Linked DNA regions of Homo sapiens: region 1 is linked to region 2. Evidence: read pairs that join two places in POLR2A ChIA-PET (ENCODE). Cell type or tissue: Panc1. All regions are shown on one strand. Region 1 overlaps TASP1 (taspase 1). Region 2 overlaps TASP1 (taspase 1).

Evidence for each region. Peaks named below come from ENCODE experiments on the same cell type or tissue, not always from the same donor. Only the 100,000 strongest peaks of a DNase experiment are listed, where the experiment ranks them.
Region 1: POLR2A ChIA-PET joins it to region 2 with 5 read pairs; 2 of 35 experiments call an interaction of 5 or more read pairs at or near these places.

What each region holds. Positions count from the first base shown.
Region 1 is chr20:13,565,099-13,570,098 of GRCh38, forward strand. It overlaps TASP1 (taspase 1), which reads right to left. Exons shown (of 14, transcript NM_017714.3): 7 at 4,409-4,488. Among named protein-coding and RNA genes, the nearest start is that of TASP1, 71 kb to the right of the region's middle. In Panc1, no CTCF peak of the experiment used is centred here; no DNase peak of the experiment used is centred here.
Region 2 is chr20:13,420,356-13,425,355 of GRCh38, forward strand. The region is part of intron 12 of TASP1 (taspase 1); the gene reads right to left. Among named protein-coding and RNA genes, the nearest start is that of ISM1-AS1, 180 kb to the left of the region's middle. In Panc1, no CTCF peak of the experiment used is centred here; a DNase peak (open chromatin) is centred at 2,506.

The DNA.
Region 1 (5,000 bases), 140 kb after region 2:
ATATGGTCAACGATTTGACGAGGGTACTAGCACCATTCAATAGGGAAACAACAGTCTTCAACAAACTGTGTTTGAAAGATTAGACAACCACATGCAAAGGAATGTAGTTAGACCCCCACTTTATACCATATAAAAAAATTAATTCAAAATGGATCAAAGACCTAAGTGTAAGAGCTAAAACTATAAATCTCTTAGAAAACAACATAGGGGAAAGGTTGGATATAACACCAAAACACAGACAATAAAAGAAAAAAATAGATAAAAATTTAAAAGACACAATGGAGTGAAAGACACAATCAATGGAGTGAAAAGGCAACTCGTGGAATGGGATAAGATATTTGCAAGTCATATCGGATAAGTGTTAACATCCAGAACATATGAAGAATTCCTATATCTCAACAAGAAAAACCCTGATTGAAAAATAGGCAAAGGACTAGGATATATATTTCTCTAAGAAAGATATAAAAATGGCCAATAAGCACATAAAAAGACACTTTAACAGCATAATCATTATGGAAATGCAAATCAAAATCACAATGAAATACCAACTCACAGCCATTAGGATGCCAACTATTTTTTAAAAAGTAAAGGAAAGAACAAGTATTGGTAAGGGTATGGAGAAACTGGAACCCTGGTGCACTGTTGATAGAACATGAAATGGTGCAGCCACTATGGAAAACAGACAATATGGTGGCTTCTCAGAAAATAAAAATAGAATAACCATGTGATCCAGCAATTCCATTTCGGGGTACCCAAAAAAAATGGACAGCAGGGACTCAAACAGATATTTGCATAGCCATGTTCACAGTAGCATTATGCATGACAACCAAAAGGTAGTGTAACCCACGTATTCATCAGTGGATGAGTAGATAAACAAAATGTGGTATATACATACAATGAAACACTATTCAGCCTTAAAAAGAAATTCTGACACATGCTACAACATGGATGAACCTTGAAGAAGTCATGCTAAGTGAAATAAGCCAATTACAAAAGGACAAGTACTCTATGATTCCACTTATAAAAGCAGAATTCATAGAGACAAAAATGAACTAGCCAGGGACTAAATGGAAGGCACATGGGGAGTTACTGCTTAATGGGTACAGCTTTGGTGTTACGAGATGAAGAGGGTTCTATAGTTGATGGTACTGTTAGTTCCATAACAATAAGAAAATATTTAAAGCTACTGAACTATACCATTAAAAATATTTAAGATGGTAAATTTTATGTTATGTGTATTTTACCATAATTTTAAAAAGAACTACAAAAAAAGTACAAGAATGTTTACAGAAGCTTTATTCATAATAGCCAAAAATTGGAAACAACCCAGACATAAATGGGTAAATGGCTAAACAGTAGTAGTACCTCCATACCATGAATACTCAGGAATGAAAAAAAAACAAGCTATTGATAAACACAACCTGGATGTTATCTCCAGAGAGTTATAGTGAGGAAGGAAAAAAAAAAAAGCAAATACCAAAAGGTTACAGTCTGTATGATACCATTTATATTACATTCTTGAAATGACAAAATTATACAAATGTAAAATATATTAGTGGCTATCGGGGTTAAGGTGGGAAAGAAGATAACATCACTGATTATTAGAGAACTGCAAATCAAAACCACAATGAGATACTATCTCACACCAGTCAGAATGGCTATTATTAAAAAGTCAAAAGATAAGACACTGGTGAGGTTGCGGAGAAAAAGTGCTTACACACTGCTGGTGGAAGTGTAAATTAGTTCAGCCATTGTGGAAAGCAGTGTGGTAATTCATCAAAGAGCTAAAAACAGAACTACCATTTGACCTAGCAACCCCGTTACTGAGTATATACCCAAAGGAATACAAGTTGTTCTGTCATAAAGACACATGCATGCATCTGTTCACTGCAGCACTATTCACAACAGCAAATACATGGAATCAACCTAAATGCCCATCAATGGTAGACTGGATAAAGAAAATATGGTACATATACACCATGGAATACTATGCAGCCATAAAAAAGAGTAAGATCATGTCTTTAGCACGAGCATGGATGGAGATGGCCATTATCCTTAGCAAACTAACACAGGAACAAAAAATACCGCATGCTCTCACTTATAAGTGGGAGCCAAATGATGGAAACACATGGACACACAGAGAGGAACAAAAGACAGTGGAGCCTAACTGAGGGTGAAGGGTGGGAGGGGGGAAAAGGATCAGGAAAAATAACTAAAGGGCACTTAGCTTAATACCTGGGTGACTAAATAGTCTGTACAACAAACCCCTGTGACATGAGTTTACCTATATAACAAACCTGTACATGTGCCCCTAAAATTAAAAGTGTTTAAAAAATAGGTATTCGGAAAATAAAATACAGAAAATGTGAAGGAAGAAATTATCCCAAAATTTTCTTTTAATTTCTCCAAATCTGAAGCATATAAATGTCCAGACTTAATGTGCAAAATGAGCACTCAACATAAAGAATTAAAAAAAAAATGCCCCAAGATGCTTCATTGTGATCATCAAAACATGGGAATTAAGAGCTTCCTTCCAAAGAGAAAAAAATACACCACAATATTTGTGAGTCTTGCATAATAATAGCAAGACTGGAAACCAGATGATAAGAGAACAATTTCCTCAAAAACCTAAGGGAAACTGATTTTCAGTCTCGTATGTACTGAATAAGGAATAAAACAAGGAAGAAAAACACATGAGATCCAGGAAACAGAGAACCTGATACTGGAGAGAGGCGAAGGAGATCACAAGGTGAAGCAAGGCACAGTCCAGGATGGCAGCCACACAGCAGACCTAGTAAGACTCGAGACTGGAAGGGGCCAGGTGGCCTGTCTCCAAGGGAAAAAAAGGGAACTGACAGATGACCTAATTTGTTTGCCTGATATAAGGACTGTAAAATAAGTTCCATTGGAAAGACTGTAAGACATAATTAGTGACAGGGATCATGGGAATTTAAAACTCTCATATTTCAGCCCTACTGCTACACACACATTTCTCTTCCCTCTAGCCTCCCTATATTACAACTTTCAGCATTACATGAATATTCATTCTGAATATAATTTTTTTTTAGACACAAGGTCTCGCTCTGTCACACAAACTGGAATACAGTGGTGCAATCATAGCCCACTGCAGCCTCAAACTCCTAAGCTCAAAGGATTCTCCTGCCTCAACCTCCCAAGTAGCTGAGAGTACAGGAGTGCACGACCACACCTGGCTAATTATACCCTATTTAACTAAGTTGGTTTCCTTGGAGTTAATCCTCACTTTTTCATTTGATTATTTAAATTATATTCACAGATTTCAGTGATAAAAATAAAATTTTTATTTAAAAAATAGTGTTTTTAATATTTCTTTCTCATTTTATGCAAATATTTTTAAACAGACATATACACAAACATATACATATTTATAACTTCATTTTTCACTCTTTTAAAGTCATTAGATTCAATCATTATCAGAGATTAGTCTTCATAACAATTTCTAGTTACTTCATAACATTTCATTATAAGAATATATGATCATTTATTTACTCATATTCCTGTGTTGGGTATAAGATTTTTTTCAAAATTTTGTATATTCTTAATAATGCTCACTTGAGCACCCTTCTACATAAATCTTTGTCTATCTCCAGTGACAGGTTCCCAGAAGCAGAACAAGGCTTTTAAAGCTTTTTATCTGTACTACTTAGTTGTCCTCTAAAATCTCTGCCAATTCACATTTATACTTACAATGTACTATGATTATTTAACCAAACACTTACCAGGAGTAATATGTTTTAAATCTTTCAAAAGTTAAAAGGGAACAAATTTAACATGTACTCATTTTAATTTGAATTTGCCTGTCAGTTATGTTATATTATCTACTTAGGACTTTTGATCATTTTTATATTGGGCAATTACTTGTATTTGTGTTGTTTTTAATTTGGTAAATTTCTTCATAGATTAAGGATATTTATCCCTTTGTCATATTTGTGATAACTGTTTTTCAGTTTAACTCTATGTAGTCACACCTTTGTTTTTCCTTCCCTTGCATTTGTATCTAAAAAGTCCTTCCCTCAGCTCAAGGACTGTTAAATATTGACCTATATTTTCTTCTCTCTCTCTCTCTCCATCTCTCTCTCTCATTGAAGGGTGGTATTAATGCTTTATTAGTAGTAATTATTTTAAGTAATCTCTAAAAGGGATCTTTTAGTAATACTTTTATAAAAGCATAAGGAAGCAGTGAGAAGACCTCAGGAATACAAAGGTGGTTTAAAATGAAATAACTTTCTACGTAGCTTTTAACTACAAATCTTTCAACATATAAGTATTCTTCCATAAATATCTGTACTACATGGGTCATAACAGAAGCAATATTATACTTTAGGTATATATGCTCATATAGCTTAATTTTTTTTAAGTTTTTACTCACTTGTGGTCATGATGTTAGGAGGGCAAGAGGGTATTCCATGATCTACTGCCCATCTGTAGGCTCCTTCTCCAACTAAAAAGCTAACAACAGAAAAATTATTTTTAAAATTCACAGTGTCATCTTCTCCTACATATTCAATAAATATAGGTAATATGGTAAGGCAGTTGAGAAAAAGTCTTGCATATGGACATAATTCCAGATTTACCTCAAAGTAGTAAGATGACTGCATGCTAAAAAATTCCTGAAAATTTTTCTCCAAATTAGAAATTTTACAATTGGAATGTTACAATACCATTTGCAATAACTAACTAGTAAAAATTGGCAAACTCAAACATAATAAGATGTAAAAATGGTTGACTTCTCAGTAGAAAACATTAAGATTTATCTTGGACCAACAGGGTTCTCAGTTAATGTCACAAGATTGGTTACTCAAATTAACAGTTTACAATTAAGTGAATGCCTTCAGATTTGGCATTATTACCTAGCAGAATACCTGGATCCATCCAAAATTAGTGGGTACATCTGGAGATGCCCAAATATATATGCTTACATTTCTAAGCCCTGATGCAACGAAAATACATACATAACCTTC
Region 2 (5,000 bases):
AAAATTTCTAGATCTAGTGTTTAGGAGTTTTTAAAGAAAATAACTCAATGTCTAAAATTTCATTCTTCACTGTTTTCACAAACATTTATCCCATCCCACAGTAAAAGGCAAAGCATTGTACTGACACATTTTTTAATAATGACAATTCAAATCAGTTTTCAGTTATTAATTCACGCTAGCTTGAAAATCTCAGAAGAAATTGTCTAGAATTTAAATTATAAAACACTTTTAAGAGAAATTATTTCATTACTTGTAGTACATGCATAATGCAAGTTAATTTAACAAATTATTTCTTAGTGGAAGACTTCAGGGAAGCAGGACAAGGAGCAGCTAACACTTAGAATCTAAGATGTGCCAGGCATTGTCTTTCATAGCAGAACTCAGCAAAGCAGAAATGGGGAACCTGAGGCTCAGAGAAGGGAAGCAGTACGGTTTAAGTCATTTTACTAGGCACACAGACTGGATTTCAAGCTGGACTCTGGGATCACAAAGCCTGTGGTATTTCATTGTTATATTACTCTGAAATCTACTCAGTATAGATAAGGATTTGTACTTGTTACACATTAAGAAGACCAAATTCCTTACAAACACCAAAAGACACGAAACATCAAACACAAACACCAAATAACTCTTAAAACATTTTAAATCTCTCTTAAGGAAAGCTTTTAAACCATAACGAAACCCAGAGACCACAAAAGATGGCCAAGATCAATATATTTGACTAGTTAAAAAGTATTTATAGCGTTTTCCTTCTTTTTTTTTTTTTTTTTTTTTTAAGACAGAGTTTTACTCTGTCACCTAGGCTGGAGTGCGGTGGCACAATCTCAGCTCACTACACCCTCCACCTCCCAGGTTCAAGCGATTCTCGATTCTCCTGCCTGGCTAATTTTTGTATTTTTAGTAGAGACAGGGTTTCACCATGTCAGCCAGGCTGGTTTCGAACTCTTGACCTCAGGTGATCCGCCCACCTCAGCTTTTCAAAGTGCTGGGATTACAGGAATGGGCCACCGCACCTGGCCTGTTTAGAGTGTTTGTTTTTGCCATTTGGAGAAAAATGAAAGTCAAGAGATGAATGACAAATTTGGGGAAATATTTGCAATTCATAGCATAAACAAAAGGCTAATTTTCTTAATATTTAAAGATCTCCTACAAATCAATGAGACAAATATCCAAAGAAAATGCAAAAAGGATATGAACAAAAGGGAATATGAATGGCTCTAAAACATATGAAAAGATAATTTACATTACTCATACTAAAATAAACGCAAATTAAAATCACAAGATACCATTATCAGGTTTCAGACTATTATCAGACTACCAGGTTTCAGATATCAAAAAGTTTGAAACAACATCGTGTTAGCTGGGAGTGGAGAAAAGAGCAGATTCATATAGCAGTGGTGGGAGTATGGCCATCTGCAAGAACATTCTCTTAATCCGTGGTAATTATGCTCTGTAATGCTGATGAACACTGAATTAGCAAATAATGAGCCACTACAGGTAGGGAAAATACAGGGCTAAGTTCCTGCAAATCTCTGGTCAAAACATTTTTAATAGCATATCAACAAATAACCTTATTTTATATGTGTTTCTGTTTAACCTTTTTTTTTTTTTTTTTTGACAGAGTCTCGCTCTGTCACCCAGGCTGGAGTGCAGTGGTGTGATCTCGGCTCACTGCAAGCTCTGCCTCCCGGGTTCACGCCATTCTCCTGCCTCAGCCTCCCTAGTAGCTCGGACTACAGGCGCCCACCACCACGCCCGGCTAATTTTTTGTGTTTTTAGTAGAGACGGGGTTTCACTGTGTTAGCCAGGATGGTCTCTCGTTCTCCTGACCTTGTTATCCGCGTGCCTCGGCCTCCCAATGTTTAATCTTTTAAAAATATTTATTTACTTATTTATTTAGAAATAATTATATGCATAAACACTAGCCAAGAAGGGTTTAACGTTTTCCTGATGCTGGGTAACATGCCCATAAATTTCTTTGGCTTTCAAGTTACACAATAATGCTGTCCTCTATGCTTTTTTTATTGGTCATCATTTCATGAATCTACTAATTTAGCTGCTTTTCCATCTTTTCCATTGCTGCATATATAGATGTTACTTTAGCACCTTCTGGAGCAGCCTCACATACAGATCAGTGAGTTTCCTCTTCTTTTATCTGGGTGTATCATATGGTTGATTCATTAACAATGAATTCACCACTAATAGCACTATAATTTCTGCCTAAATGAAGCTTATCCAAAATGCACATTTTTCCCCATGAGACACTACCATCTTCTCGCACTCTGAAACACCAGACAGCACTTCAGTACTATGCTTGGCGCAATTTTAAATGGCAAAATCACCATTAAAAAGTGCAAAAATGTGGAAAACATGGCACAAAATAGGCCACAAAATGGATACATTTGTAGTACCAGAGCTGAGACAGGAAGGCAGAACATCATCTTGTTTACCTCAGCTGGGAATGTGCACATGAGGTGACTCAAAATGTTTACCAGTTCATGCATGTCCACAAGTGACTATGAGAGTGCTGAAATGCTGATTCATGGATTACAAATAAATGTTAGCAAGTAGGCAAATTAACAAATACAGAATCCAGGAATAATGAGGATTGACTGTATTTATCAAAATTACACACTCTTTGACCTAGCAATTCTATTTCTAGATATTTATTCCACAGATATGCCTTTATATATATAAAATAACATATTTATAAGAATCTTCATCAAAGTAGCTTTAATCAGCAAGAAACTGGAAACCAATTAATTGCCTATTGGACATATGTATAACTATGATACTGTATACAATGAAATACTATGTAACAATTAAAAACAAATGAGGAAGCTCTACATGGATATGGAACCAACTACACTGTTTTTCAAACTTTTTGATCACAAGCCACAGTAAAATCCAAAACCAAATCAAAACAAACAACAACAAAAAAAACCCCACACATTGTCATTTACTACACACATCTATTTATAACTAAAATTTCACAAAGTAATAATTGCTCTTCTACTTAACAATGTATTGATCTCTTCTACTGGGTTCTTTATAGTCTACTTATTGCTTTTTAACAATTCTGCTTGTGATTTACTAAATTGATTTAGAACTTATTAATGTGACATGCTGCAGTTTAAAAAAAAACACTAGTCTACAAGATAGCTTGGCTAAAAAAAGAAAGGTAAGGTGGAGAATAATGTATAGATATGGTTCTGCCATTTTTGTGAAATAAAATAAAAGACGATCATGTATGAACATGCTTGTAAGTACATAGAGTCTCTCTGGAAGACTATCTTAGCAACTGGCAGCAACGGTTCCTCCTGTAGAGGGAACTAGTTGAGTAAGGAACTTGAGTGAAGGGCAACCTATTTTTCACCACCTTCTGAAACTTCTGAATTTGATCCTGTTTTCATATATTTCCTATTTTTTAATGCCTCTAAAAATCTTGATTACCCTGTTAACCTACAATATATATGAAGAATTTCTTCCCTGTTTAGATGAAGACATTCTGATTTTAGCATATATTTTAATTGTCCCTCATTAGAATGTATTATCATGATGTGAAACTAGTCTAAAACGTCCAATTTGTTTCTTGTCTCATGATTATCTAAAACATAAGCAAATCTTAGGATGGGGCATGAAGAAGCCTCTACTTCCATTTACACCAAACACATATACTTAAGGCAAAATCTGCTATGTTCAAAGGGCAATCAAAACAAACAGAACAAAACAAACACGCACTGTACCTGACAACTTCCTCAAGCTGCTTTTCCATCAGAAATTTTAAAAGGTCAAAATCATTATAAGTTTTTTTTAAAATAAATAGAGACATTTGTGAGTAAGTTTTATCTCACAAAAAAGCTTTCAAAATGTGTTATTAGTTAAGTCCTAATGTATAATTAAAACTCAGCAAAGAGTAGTACAAAGTTTGCTCAAATACGGTTACATAGAAAAATTTAAAATCTCAGTAAAAGAGTAGCATTTACCATCAGTGATATCTGGAAGTCTATAATGTGTCTCCTGATTTTGAGTACTTAATTGAAATTCTTCCATGTACTGAAAATTGAAGTTTATGGTAAGAGTATTAAAAGATAATTCTAATAACACAGCAAACCTGGGAAATGCTACTTCATAGCACTGGAATTTTTCCAGGTGTAATGATTACATGAGGAAGACCATGAACTCCAGCAACACGCAGGGTAAATGAGTGGCCTGAAGTGACACATCTGAGCCTGTGAAAGCGCTGGCTATAACAGTCTCGGTGTGGTCAAGCTCAAGCTTATTTCCATCTAGAGAAGCTTCTAGCCTTTCAGTAATGACCATTTTCCTTTGGTAGTGACTAGTAGCTGTTTATAACCTCAACTACTGATTGAAAAATGCTTATGTTCTTTAGAAGGCCAAAGCCCAGGGCTTTGTGGGACTTCTAGAAATGCCCAGACCACGAAAAGATTCTCATCAGAAAACATTAACAACACACTAAAATAAGATTCTGAGTAGGTTTAACATGTGAAACATAGACACAGAGATTTGGCACAATTCTTCTCCATCAAGTGGCTTCTTAACATATCATGTCATACAAATGCAATGTGAGAAAACGTACACACCATTGATCCTGTTCCAACATTGGAGAATGGCTTAGATAGGGATGAGCTGCACGTGTGCACTTCATAAATGATGGATTAATTGCATTATAAGAACCTTCAGGATGTATTTGTACTTAATCTTAGAGGCTAGGCTTTCCAGAAAGTTGTATTTAAGAATTTGGAACAAGTAAATTTATATGCCCAACACCGGTACTACTTCAGTTTTGGTGGAGCTCTGCTATATAAAGCAGCCCTTAATCCCCAATGCAAGGCTTTGCCTCCTAGTGGCATTTAAATCACCAGCTTTATGGGTTAAAAGAGCTACAAGCTACCTCTCTCATGATGTTTTCCCCAGGATACTTCTCTTTCAAAATCATCCACATATCATCCTGTTTAAATTAAGTCAGACAAAACCAT